Linked DNA regions of Homo sapiens: region 2 is linked to region 1. Evidence: chromatin contacts called from ENCODE Hi-C or POLR2A ChIA-PET data. All regions are on one chromosome and are shown on one strand. The core of a region is the stretch at or near the end of the contact, and the rest is flanking DNA. Distances in the headings are between cores, read along the strand shown. Region 1 overlaps ZNF664-RFLNA (ZNF664-RFLNA readthrough). Region 2 overlaps ZNF664-RFLNA (ZNF664-RFLNA readthrough).

Region 1 (6,459 bases), core at 629-3,128:
GACTCAATAATGGTATGTAAGTGTCTCAGCACACAGCTGAGAGCCAGGGAGAGTCGTTTCCATTCATAGTGGCTTGGAAGCTTCTGTAAGTGAGTGAGAGAGGGAAAACCCAGGTCTTCATGGTGTCCCCCTCTGGGGACAGTGCCCACTTCTCTTCAGGCTGGTGAACGTCCTGCTGATGTGGACACCGCCAAGTGGAGTGTGGGTCACTGGAGTGAGGTCCTGCACACACAACGGCCTCGGAGACACACACAATTGGACCAAGCATTCAGGAACACCAGCTTGGCGCGCTCCCGGCACCGGAGGGACGCTGCCCCTAGTGACGGTCGCTCCGGCTGTGACGGCTTCCCTCCAGATGCCCTCACTGGAATCCCAGGATGTCCTGGGGGGAATTAAATTAAATCCTGCCAAGGACCTCAGGGGCAGCTGTTGGACAGAGCTCTCCCCTCTTCTCGACTCTCCACCCTGACGAGATAAACGGGCGGTTTCTTTCCTACCTTTCTCCGTGGATCAGTTCACTTTAGACCAGACTTTGTGTCTGTAACATCAACACTGTTGCTGATAGAGACTGTCCTCAGAGGAGGTGTGGTTCCAGCATGTCTACGTACCCATCCAGAAAGGGCGAATATTCTCTGAATTCCCCTAAATCTTTTGGGGCTGGAGCATCCTTTGCAAATCACCGATTCTAAGATCAGCGTTGAGGGGCACCACCAGAACCTCATGTTCAACCCAAACGTGGAGAAATTCCTCCTCTCTTGTTCAGAATCTCACTTCTTGCTCCTCTCTCAAGTGTGCTGAGAAATCAACATTTTTTCTTAGTGCCTCAGCTTCAGACAGAGGTTTAGGAAAGCCACCATCACTGCCTTCTTATTTTGACTCTCTTACCTGTTCCTGTCTGTCCGTCTCACCCAGAAGGAGGAGAGGGCCACGGCTGGGCTAGGCCATTCCCAGGTTTAGTGGGTTGATCTAGACTTCAACCTCACGACCTTGAACGCCTGGCCCTTCCATTCTCTCACCTCTGTGTGCAATCCTCCCTTATGCTCCCTTAGTGAGGGGAGCCAGCCTGCCAGCTGGTAGCAGCGTACAACAACTGATCAACAGTCCTTCCCAGCTCAGAGCCTTTTGTTCCTTTCTTTGTTTAGAGACAGGGTCTTGGATGTTGCCCAGGCTGAAGTACAGTGGAATGGTCACGGCTCACTACAGCCTCAAACTCCCCGGCTCAAGCGACCCTCCTACCTCAGCCTCCCAAATAGCTGGGACTATAGGTGTGCACCACCACACCTAGCTAATTTTAATTTTTTGTAGAGATGGGGTCTTGCTATGTTTCTCAGGCTGGTTTTTTTCGAACCCCTGGCCTCAAGCAATCCTCCCGCCTGGACCTCCCATAGTGCTCAGATTACAGACGTGAGCCACTGTGCCTGGCTCTATTTTTCTTCTTTCCCTCCCCAAGAAAGAAGACAAGGAGATGAGAAACCTCAGCCCTATTTCTTTTTGCTCTGCAAAATCCAAGCCCCATCTTTTTCCTGTTGCCACCAAATTGAGGGCAGCCCCATGTTCCTTCACTGGCTTCTGACCCAAAACTCAGACAAATAAGATCTTGGCATTTCGTGGGCCAAACACAAGAGGTTTCTTTTCTTTCTTTTCTCTCCCCTGTTCCCCTTTTAAAAGTGGGCCTCGGAGGTGTTGCTTTTCCTGCTGAAAGTTCCATCCGATTGGATTTCATGACAGGAAATACCTTACCCACTCTCTCCCTTTCTGCCTCCGCAGTGTTCTCTCCCTTCTGTGGTACGGCTCAGCCTGTTTTGGGCTAAGGAGGCCAGCAAGTCAAACTGAAACAATGTATTACTTGGAGCCAGGCGTGTAAAATGAGGATGCTTGAAGTCGAGCCCAGTGTTTTCTCTTTCCAAATAAACCCCGATGCCCCCAAATGGAAAAATCCAGCTCTCAGAACATAAGCCTGCTGGCTTCTCTCTGGCTGAAAGGTGCTGCATTTGAGCTATTAAAAGGACTCTTTCTATTTTGCAAAAACCAAAGCTCCCCTTGGAGGTTTATGCTGTTCCATGGGGGACTGTTTCTTTGCTGGATGCTGAAAACAAAGGAAACACAACAGCGGCGCTTGCGTGTGTGACCTCTGATGGATTCTGAGAGGCTTTGACACGGCTTGTCTCAATGAATGCTGAGGACACTGTGAGGATGGTGGGGCGCAGGGAGGTTAAGTGCCCAGCGTTACATGATAGGAAGCAGCCGTGGCTGCACTGGAGCTAAGACTTCTGACGCTGGGCGCACACCTGTCCTCAACCAGCTGAGGCTGTCCTGACGCTCTCGTTGGAGGGAGAGAAGGAAGAGTGTCTCACAGCCCTGGATCATCAGTCTGGTCCAGATGCTCAGTCCTGATCCCCTTGGGTATTCCACTTACCATATGTTGGTGCTTCCAGCCTCTGGTCCTAACTCAGGGGCATCACCCTCCAGGAATTGCCCATCGGCCTCTGCAGTGTTGACTTTGCCCTTTTTGGATGCTGACTCTGCATTTGTGTGAGGGTGGGAGATCCACCTTGGATCTCAGCTTTGGCTTTTGGATGTGAGGATAAATTCAGGGTCTTTTTGTCTTTAAAGGAAAAAAGGCTGCATTCTTCCTACCAATCCGTCAGAGCTTTACTTAGGAACAAAGTGTCCTAAGCTTCCGAGAAATTCCCTATCCCTGGGAAGCAACCCCAGGGTTCTCTGTAAGTGACAGGAATGGTTGCTCTGGAGGAATTCTGAGTTGCTGCTAACTCCCGACAGCCTGCCTGACCAGGGCCCCTCGCCTCCTGTCATCCTGAACTTGATTCAGGTTTTGTCCTTGCTAAGGAAGCCAAAAGAAAGGGTCTTACTCCATCTTTCTGCCCTTGGCTTCCTCATTTTCCTTCTCCTGTGAGATCTCGAACAAGCGTCTTGAATGGCTGCTTATGAATAGCCCGGGATGTGGGTTGGGTCCTCCTTCCCGGTCACCCGCCTCCAGGGTGGACATGCCTGCCTGCGGCCCCCACCTCTTTGCTGCATGACACTGTCTTCATAATAAACATCTCTGGGTGACACAAGATTGATGCCTCCATAGAGGCTTCCCGTGGCTCACACAATGCCCCTTTTGTAGGAATTCATGTTTTTCTGCAGGGCAATGCTTGCTGACACTGAGCTGCTTTTGCCAAGATCATAACCCCCACTCCTCACCCCAAAGCTTTTAGGAATGAAGAATTTGGAGCTGCCGTTAGGCCTGCGGATCCGCTGGGTTTCTGCTCGGAGCTGATTGCCACTGAAGGCTGCTTGGACCAAGTCCATATCCCATGGAACTCTGGGCTGGGATGATCCGACCCCTTACAAAGGGCTCTCCCCGGGAATGCCATGCAAAGCATGGTCCCCAGGCTCCTAATTCAGATCTAGAAGCCCCTCAGTGTCTCCCAGCTGCGTGACATTTTGCTGAAATACCAGAGCTATCCCCGCCCCCATTAGCCTCAACTCTGCCTAACCCTCCAAGGACACAGGCAGGTTGGCCAACCTCCACTCAGGAGGCTGGCCCTACAGTATCCAGGCAGGGAGCTTGGGCTGTTGTGTTTCCATTTTCTGTGGGAAATGTCTGAAATGTACATTGCACCTTACAGATCATCAGAAAGATCTCAGCTGGCCTTTGGGAGGCAGAAGGACCCTAAGGGGCGAGGGGATGTGCCTCACTGTAGTGCTGGGACGGTGGCGGGGGGGATGTGCCTGACTCTAGTGCTGGGACGGTGGCGGGAGGATGTGCCTCACTCTAGTGCCGGGACGGTGGCGGGGGGATGTGCCTCACTCTAGTGCTGCGACGGTGGCGGGGGCTTGGCTGTGAGACTCTGGGGAGCAGAAAGCACTCATGGACTTGTCTCCTTTGTGCCTGAAGCTTCCCTCGGGCCGTGTGTCCCATAGGAAGCCGACTCTGATTCGATTAATAATTATAACATCAATGTGTGCTCCCTGCAGAAAATTCAGAGGACACACGGGACAGCAGAGGATGATTAGTACGGACTAGAAGTCACCAAGACCCCTCCTCTTTTTTTTTTTTTTTGAGACGGAGTCTCGCTCTGTCGCCCAGGCTGGAGTGCAGTGGCGCGATCCCGGCTCACTGCAGGCTCTGCCCCTCGGGTTCACGCCATTCTCCTGCCTCAGCCTCCCGAGTAGCTGGGACTACAGGCGCCCGCCACCAGGCCGGCTAATTTTTTGTATTTTTTAGTAGAGACAGGGTTTCACTGTGTTAGCCAGGATGGTCTCGATCTCCTGACCTCGTGATCTGCCCGCCTCGGCCTCCCAAAGTGCTGGGATTGCAGGCGTGAGCCACCGCGCCCGGCTTTTTTTTTCTTTTGTCTCTCTTTTTTTTTTTTTTTGAGACAGGGTCTCACTCTGTCACCCAGGCTGGAGTCCAGTGGTGCGATCATACCTCACTGCAGCCTCAACTTCCTGGGCTTGTTACCCGCGGGTCTTTGTTCTTAGAGCTCCCAAGATGGCGGCAAGCCTTTTGTTCTCTGACCTGGGGTTCTTGGCCTCAGGGATTCCAAGGAATGGAACCTCGGCCATGCAGTCAATGTTTTAGCTCTATTAGAAGCCGTTGGTCACGGAGGAGAACCGCGGACCCCAGCGACTAGTGTTCAGCTTGATTAGGACGAACCCTAATCTGAGCCGCACAGGAACAATGGTGAGCCTCTAGCCCCATCGGGAGCAGCAATGGGTGCCTCGCTGGATCAGAAACGCAGCGGACACCCTGCCGGATCCGGAGGGGTGGAAGTTAGTGGCGGGTCTGCGACGGCGGCAATCAGCAGTGGTGGATGGTGAGTGAAAGCTCAGCTCGAGCTGGAACAAACACGGCGGAGAAGACTGTGCAGTTGTAAGATGTAATAGAGTGAAAACAGAGCTCCCATATAACGGGAGGGGACCCGAAAGCGGTTGCCACTAATGGCTCGAATGCCTGGGTTTATATCCCTATCATTGTCCCTCCCCCTGTGCTCTCAGGCGACAGATGATTGACTATTTCTTTTTTTTTTTTTCTCTCTGTCCAGCAACCACAATTGTTTACTTTTTGGCATGTTTTCTTCCATTATTATTTTGTTTTGTTTTGTTTTGTTTTTTATTGATCATTCTTGGGTGTTTCTCGCAGAGGGGGAGGGATTTGGCAGGGTCACAGGACAATAGTGGAGGGAAGGTCAGCAGATAAACAAGTGAACAAAGGTCTCTGGTTTTCCTAGGCAGAGGACCCTGCGGCCTTCCGCAGTGTTTGTGTCCCTGGGTACTTGAGATTAGGGAGTGGTGATGACTCTTAAGGAGCATGCTGCCTTCAAGCATCTGTTTAACAAAGCACATCTTGCACCGCCCTTAATCCATTCAACCCTGAGTGGATACAGCACATGTTTCAGAGAGCACAGGGTTGGGGGTAAGGTCACAGATCAACAGGATCCCAAGGCAGAAGAATTTTTCTTAGTACAGAACAAAATGAAAAGTCTCCCATGTCTTCCTCTTTCTACACAGACACGGCAACCATCCGATTTCTCAATCTTTCCCCCACCTTTCCCCCCTTTCTATTCCACAAAACCGCCATTGTCATCATGGCCCATTCTCAATGAGCTGTTGGGTACACCTCGCAGACGGGGTGGTGGCCGGGCAGAGGGGCTCCTCACTTCCCAGTAGGGGCGGCCGGGCAGAGGCGCCCCTCACCTCCCGGACGGGGCGGCTGGCCGGGCGTGGGGCTGACCCCCCCACCTCCCTCCCGGACGGGGCAGCTGGCCGGGCGGGGGGCTGACCCCCCCACCTCCCTCCCGGACGGGGCGGCTGGCCAGGCAGAGGGGCTCCTCACTCTTCCCAGTAGGGGCGGCCGGGCAGAGGCGCCCCTCACCTCCTGGACGGGGCGGCTGGCCGGGCGGGGGGCTGACCCCCCCACCTCCCTCCCGGACGGGGCGGCTGGCCGGGCAGAGGGGCTCCTCACTTCCCAGTAGGGGCGGCCGGGCAGAGGCGCCCCTCACTTCCCGGACGGGGCGGCTGGCCGGGCGGGGGGCTGACCCCCCCACCTCCCTCCCGGACGAGGTGGCTGCCGGGCGGAGACGCTCCTCACTTCCCAGACGGGGTGGCTGCTGGGCGGAGGGGCTCCTCACTTCTCAGACGTGGCGGCTGCCGGGCGGAGGGACTCCTCACTTCTCAGACGGGGCGGTTGCCAGGCAGAGGGTCTCCTCACTTCTCAGACGGGGCGGCCGGGCAGAGACGCTCCTCACATCCCGGACGGGGCTGCAGGGCAGAGGTGCTCCTCACATCTCAGACGATGGGCGGCCGGGCAGAGACGCTCCTCACTTCCCAGATGTGATGGCGGCCGGGAAGAGGCGCTCCTCACTTCCTAGATGGGATGGCAGCCGGGCAGAGACGCTCCTCACTTTCCAGGCTGGGCAGCCAGGCAGAGGGGCTCCTCACATCCCAGAC
Region 2 (6,935 bases), core at 3,640-6,139, 62 kb after region 1:
ACAATGACAATATTCCCAATCACTTGGTTGAGTGCTTTGTAACCGAGGACATGTGACTTTGGTGTCCACGACTGCCTTTTCATTTATGATGATATTTGAACCAACTACCACTACTTTAATTGCTCTGGATGTTAAGCAAAGAACAGAGGTTGACTTACTGTGCCAATGGCCATCCCTGCCCAGTGAGGCCTGAATGGCTGTGGCACATGGTGCCAATGTGGTTTCCTACTCCTCTGGTGGACTTAGCTCCCCACAGTGGGGTCCAGAGGCCAGCACCTTATTTGAGCTGTGAGAAGTGACTCCATTCCAGGACAATGGCATCAACTACCACATTATATCACTGTTTTTTAAATTTAAAAAAAATTTTGGCCAGGCACGGTGGCTCATGCCTGTAATCCCACAACTTTGGGAGGCCAAGGTGGGCAGATCACCTGAGGTTGGGAGTTTGAGACCAGCCTGACCAACATGGAGAAACCCCGTCTCTACTAAAAATACAAAATTAGCCGGGTGTGGTGGCGCATGCCTGTAATCCCAGCTACTTGGGAGGCTGAGGTTGCAGTGAGCTGAGATCGCGCCATTGTACTCTAGCCTGGGCAACAAGAGCAAAACTCCATCTCAGGAAAAAAAAAAATTTATTGACAAAATGGTGTAGAAATTCCCCTGTACCTTCCCCCAACAGTTTCCCCATTATTGACATCTTGCATTTGGCACGGGACATTTGTTACAATGAGTGAGCCACTATTTATACATTACAGTGGTCCCCTGTTATCCTCAGGGGACATGTTCCAAGACACCCAGTGGATGCCTGAAACTGTGGATGCCACCAAGCCCCATATATCGTATGTTTTTTCCATCTGATAACTGAGGCAGCGACTAAGTGACTGACAGGTGGGTAGTGTCTACAGTGTGGATATGCTGGACACGGCGAAGGCTCATGTCCTGGGCAGGATGGCACGAGATTTCATGACACTGTGCAGCAGGGTGCGCGGTTGAAAACTTGCAAATTGTTGATTTCTGAAATTTTCCATTTAATATTTTCAGGCTGCTGTTGATGGTGGGTAATGAACCACGGAAAGCAGAACTGCGGATAAGGGGGAACTCCTGTGTTACTAATCGAAGTTCATAGCTTACATTAGGGTTCCCTCACTGTTTGCTTTCTGCATACAATGGGTTTTGACAAACGCATAGTCCCGGAGCCCCCATGACAGTATCACATAGAGCAGTTTCACGGCTCTGAAAATCCTCTGTGCTCCGCCCACTCATCCCTCTATCACCCTAAACCCCTGGCAGCCATTCATCTTTTTCTGTCTCTATAGTTTTGCCTTTTCCAGAATGTCATATAGCTGGAATCATACGGAGTCTTTTCAGATTGGCTTCTTTCACTTGGCAATATGCATTTAAGGTTCTTCTAGGTCCATCCGTGCCTTGACAGCTCATTGCTTTTATCACTGAATAATATTCCATTGCATGGGCGTATCAGTTTATGCGTTCAGCTCTTGAAGGATATCTTGGTTACTCCCAGGTTTTAGCATTTATGAATAAAGGTGCCATAAACATTTGTGTGTAGGGTTTTTATTTTTTATTTTTTGAGGCAGAGTCTCGCTCCATCGCTCAGGCTGGAGTGCAGTGGCGCCATCTCGGCTCACTGCAACCTCTGCCTCCCGGGTTCAAGTGATTCTCCTGCTTCAGCCCCCCGTGTAGCTGGGATTACAGGCACTCACCACCACGCCCGGCTAATTTTTGTATTTTAGTAGAGACAGGGTTGCACCAACCGGCCAGGCTGGTCTCAAACTCCCGACCTCAGGTGACCTGCCCGCCTCAGCCTCCCAAAGTGCTGGGATTATAGGCGTGAGCCACCGCACCCAGCCTATATGCAGGTTTCTGTGTAGACATAAGCTTTCAGATCAGTTTGACAAATTCCTAGGAATATGATTTTTGGATTGTATGGTAAGATTATAATTATCTTTGGAAGATGCCGTCAAACTGCCTTCCAAAGTGGCTGCACCATTTTGCATTCCCACCAGCAGCAATGAGGGTTCCTGCTGCTCCACGTCCTTGCAACGTTTGGTGTGTTTCAGATTTTAGCCATTGCGTAGTGGTATGTAGTGGTAAAAACAAGTAATTCTTTTTATAAATTAAAAAAAAATGTAGCTTTGTGTTATTTATAAGTTGGTTTTAGATGGATAATTGTTTAAGAAGTCTAAGCATACTCATTCATTCATTCAGTAGATATTTGTTGAGCACCTACTATGTGCCAGATATGTTTTAGTAGCTCATGACACAGCAGTGAACAAAGTAGACCCAAATCCTTGTCCCCTCGAAGCCGAGATTCTAGTGGGAGCAGATGGGAGATCTATAAGGTCAGCAAATAAAACACATAGGAAGATGAGTGGGGATCAGAGCTTTGGAGAAAGAGATCAAGGGAGTGGGGGTTATGGGGTACTGGGGAGGGTTGTGTGCACCATCTCAGATGGGGGCCAGGAGGGCCCTCTCTGGGAGGGACATCTGCATGGCCTTAGAAAGGCCAAGACAAGGAGTGGTGGGTGTGGGTGGCGTGCGTGAGGACCAGCAGCACCGCCAGGAGGTGGGAGTGGAGGGAACGAGGACACCATTAGGAAGGGCAGCCAGCCGAGCAACTGGGAGGAGATGGGGGATCACACAGGGCCTCCTGGACCATTGTGAGAACTTAAGCTTTTGCAATAAGTGAGATGTGAGCCCTGGCAGAGTTTTGTGCAGAAGAGTGACAGGAACAGGTGAATGCTTTAAAAGGATCATGTCGCATGTTAAAATACAAGCTGGAGCATGTCACTCTTCTGTTTAAAGCCCTGCAATGGTTCAGCCTGAGATGCCAGTGGCCTTGCCGGGGGTGGACAGCAGGGGTTGCATTCTGGAGGCGTCCGGAAAGCAGAACCAATAGGATTTGCTGACAAATGGCACGTGTGATACAAATGACAGAGAGAAATTGGGGATGGCTTGAAAACATTTGACTTGAACAGCTGGAAGATTGGATGGCGACTTTATACCTGGTTTCAGGTTTTTGTGTTGTAAATCACATTCTCTGATGCATAGTTTAAATAAACAGCTTGAGGTGTCTTTGTAGGAATTTTAATGCCTCGCCATGGAGTCCAGCACATTATTCAAGTTTGATGAACTCTGGCTCAAAAAGGGTATTCCTGTGCAGCAGGACCATAGAACTTATTGTCCAAACTGGGGCATCTCGAGTGAAAAGACTGCTGTTTCTAATCACACTGGGACAACCCATGTAAACCTGGGCTGCCCCAGGCAAAATGGGATGTATTGATGGTTTAGTGAGTGATAGTTCCTGGAAACTGAAAGAGTGAAGCAAGAGAAAGAAAGATGGGAGAAGAAGGGAGAGAAAAAGGCAAGGATAGACCTGCCCACCGGTGAAGGTTGCGGGGCACGTTATCAGGAGGGACAGAAAGTGAAAGGCGAGGTTTCTTTTGCCCAGGGAGGACTGGAATGGCGGGGGCCCTGCTGTGGGTGTTGAGTCCCCAAGGAGCTGCCATCCTCATTTTATCTGGGATGCTCTCTCTATCATCACTCCACTTCCAGATATGTCAGCTCCAGAGGGCAGTCAACACACAAGACTGGACACAGGAGAAAGAGCTTGGGAAAAGGAAGTCTCTAATCCGGAGCCAAAGAGAAGAGCTTGTAACTGATCACGCATGCCTGTGGGTCCAGGCGTCATATTTTGGAGGCAGGTCTCTTTCCTGAGACCCCGGGCTGTGAACAGGTCAGAGGGGTGGACTAAGCCGAATGGTGGTTCTCCCAAAAATGTGTCCACCCAGAACCTGTGAATGCGACTTTATTGGGAAAAAAGGTCTTTGCAGATGTGATTAGGTTCCGTGTCTTGAGTAGTAAACAAAACAAAGTCCCCTGCCCTCAGAGCTGATGCTGTAGCACAGTGACATCCCCGATGTTATGCTGGTTAGTGTGGGAGCTGGGAAAGAATGTGTCCCAAGGAGGTCCTTTCCACTCGACTTGCTGACAGCTCTGATGAGAACTGCAGGGCCTTCCTGTTTCTCTCCAAGCAAAAGCCAGAGCTTTTTCCAAGGTCTCTGTCACCACACACACCACCCCATTCCCTCTCTCATCTCCTCCTCTCATGCACACTGCCCCAGCCACCCCCGCCTCCTCACTGTTCCTGGAGCCTTCCAAATATGCTCCCTGCCCCAGGGCCTTCGCACCTGCTGTGGCCGTGCCTGGGACACTTTCCCCCTCAGCTTGGCTAAATCCCTGTGATCGCTTCGTGTTGCTGCTGTAACAGATGATCACAAACCGAGTGCTTAAAACAATGTACATTCATTATCTCACAGTTCTGGAGGCCAGAAGTCCAAAATGCATCTCACCGGGCTAAAATCAAGTCGTCCACAGGGCTGCATTCCTTCTGGCGTGCTGTGAGAGGCTCTATTCCCTGACCTTGTCCAGCATGTAGAAACTTCCTGAATTCTTTAGCTCATGGCTCCTTCCTCATCTTCAAAGTGCACATTCCAACCTCTGATTCTGTCATCACTTCTCTTCTGACCTGATCCTCCTGCCACCTCCCTCTTTTTTTTTTTTTTTTTTTTTTGAGACGGAGTCTTGCTCTGTTGCCCAGGCTGGAGTGCAGTGGTGTGATCTCAGCTCACTGCAACCTCCACTTCCCGGGTTCAAGAGATTCTTCTGCCTCAGCCTCCTTAGTAGCTGGGATTACAGGTGTGCATGACCACACCTGGCTACTTTTTTTTTGTATTTTTAGTAGAGATGGGATTTCACCATGTTGGCCAGGCTGGTCTTGAACTCCCGACCTCAGGTGATCCATCTGTCTCGGCCTCCCAAAGTGCTGGGATTACAGACGTGAGCCACCGTGCCTGGCCATATCTATTCTTTATTACCTGCTTCCCGCAGTAAAATGCCAGCCCCAGAGGGCAGGGATCTTGACCATTTTCCTGCTTCCTTAATAGGAGCTCAGAGGATCTGAACAAGGGTGCTATTTATTGAAAGAAAACACGAGAGCAATTAGCCAGTGCCACCAACAGGCACGCCTAGCTCAGTCTCCAGACGGACGATTCCAGAATCAGACAGCTCTGTGCCGTTCCCCTGCACACATGGCCTTGAAAGCAGCTGGCCCAGTGGCCTCGGGTTCCAGGCTTGCCACAGCTCTGCTCTTCCTGACCTCCAGCCTGGGGCCTGGGGCCTTTTTCCAGTTTCAAAATGATAGTAAAAGGAAATTCAACAGCACTCCAGTGATGATGGGGTATTTTCTAAGACACAATTTTCTAAGTCTTGATGCTTCCAATTTCTGCCATATCGGGAGCATTTGGCCATCTTTTGGAAGTGAAATCTGTTTTATTGGTCTTAATCTTGTTCAGTTGTTTCTCCGGGGCCTGCGCGACACTGTCAGGGCCTTGGAGGCAGCTTTGGCAGGACTTCTGGGGAAAGTGCCTACTGGTGATAGAAAAAAATGGGGCCTTGGTCTGTTGGATTCCCAAAAATGCAGGCATTCCCAGCTGCTGGAGAGCAGGCACTCAGGGCCCCGGCTGCAGCTGCAGCTGGAAAAAGAAAAGGGAAAAAAAGGGAGAAGGAGGCTTTGAGAGCAGCTTTTCCGCACGGTTCCAGGAAGCTAGATTGGGTATATCCAAACGAGGTGGTTCATGGTAAAATCAGAAAAAAAGAAAAACCACAATGGAAAAGCAAGGGAAAGAACAGTTTCTTCTAAAGAGAAACGCACAGAGGCCATGTGAGTTAATCCCACCCTCCCCTTCGCTAGTTATCTTTTTGCTGGGTTGCATAACTGAGGAGGGAGAAAGATCCTAGGGCTGAGAGTTGGAACACAGAGGTTTTGTTTCATTTTTTTAATTAAAAAAAGTTTTATTTCCATAGGTTTTTTGGGGAAAAGATGGTATTTGGTGACATGAGTCAATTCTTTAGTGGCGATTTGTGGGATTTTGGTGCACCCATCACCCAAGCAGTGCACACTGCACCCAATTTGTCATCTTTTATCCCTCACCCCCTTCCCACCCTTTCCCCGAGTCCGCAAAGTCCATTGTGTCATTCTTATGCCTTTGCATCCTCATAGCTTAGCTCCCACTTATGAGTGAGAACATAGGATGTTTGGTTTTCCATTCCTGAGTTACTTCACTTAGAATGATAGTCTCCAATCCCATCCAGGTTGCTGTGAATGCCATTAATTCATTCCTTTCTATGGCTGAGTAGCATTCCATTGTGTATATATGCCATGGTTTCTTTATTCACTCATTGATTGATGGGCATTTGGGTTGGTTCCACAATTTTGCAATTGCAAATTGTGCTGCTATAAACATGCGTGTGCAAATATCTTTTTCATATAATGACTTCTTTTGCTCTGGGTAGATTCCCGGTAGTGGGATTGCTGGATCAAATGGTGGTTCTGCTTTTAGTTCCTTAAGGGATCTCCACACTGTTTTCCATAGTGGCTGTACTAGTTTCATTGCCATCAGCAGTGTAGAAGGGAACACGGAGGTTCTTTTTTTTTTTTTTTTTTTTTGAGACAGAGTCTTGCTCTGTTGCCCAGGCTGGAGTGCAGTGGCGCGATCTCGGCTCACTGCAACCTCCACCTCCTGGGTTCAAGCAATTCTCCTGCCTCAGCCTCCTGAGTAGCTGAGATTATAGGCGCCCGCCACCATGCCCAGCTAATTTTTTTGTATTTTTAGTAGAGATGGGGTTTCACTATGTCGGTCAGGGTCAGGCTGGTCTTGAACCCCTGACCTCGTGATCCACCCACCTTGGCCTCCCAAAGTGCTGGGATTATAGGTGTGAGCCACCGCGCCCGGCCAACATGGAGGTTCTAACCGAACTCTGCCTTGAACATGAGCTGTGTGACTTTGGGTAAATCACTCACCCTTTCTGAGTCTCATTTTCCTCATCTGTACAATGAAGGGATAGTAATTATTCTA

What was found. Hi-C counts contacts between places; a loop is a spot of excess contacts on that map. ChIA-PET counts read pairs that join two places held with the same protein, here RNA polymerase II (POLR2A). Pooled maps may share reads with other maps.
Region 2: a loop to region 1 is called in a map of endothelial cell of hepatic sinusoid, with 5 times the contacts of the local background. The contact joins two enhancer-like sites. A Hi-C loop is called at or near these places in 1 of 168 maps with a recorded cell type or tissue (endothelial cell of hepatic sinusoid) and 1 of 50 pooled maps. POLR2A ChIA-PET finds 5 or more read pairs at or near these places in 2 of 52 experiments (BJ and RWPE1).

Annotation. Positions count from the first base shown.
Region 1 is chr12:124,096,038-124,102,496 of GRCh38, forward strand. The region is part of intron 2 of ZNF664-RFLNA (ZNF664-RFLNA readthrough); the gene reads left to right. Among named protein-coding and RNA genes, the nearest start is that of ZNF664-RFLNA, 130 kb to the left of the region's middle. Within about 2 kb of position 1,879, at least 4 of the 41 ENCODE cell types and tissues checked have a DNase peak (open chromatin) inside an H3K27ac peak, as active enhancers do.
Region 2 is chr12:124,154,807-124,161,741 of GRCh38, forward strand. All of the region lies in intron 3 of ZNF664-RFLNA (ZNF664-RFLNA readthrough), which reads left to right. Among named protein-coding and RNA genes, the nearest start is that of RFLNA, 140 kb to the right of the region's middle. Within about 2 kb of position 4,890, at least 3 of the 41 ENCODE cell types and tissues checked have a DNase peak (open chromatin) inside an H3K27ac peak, as active enhancers do.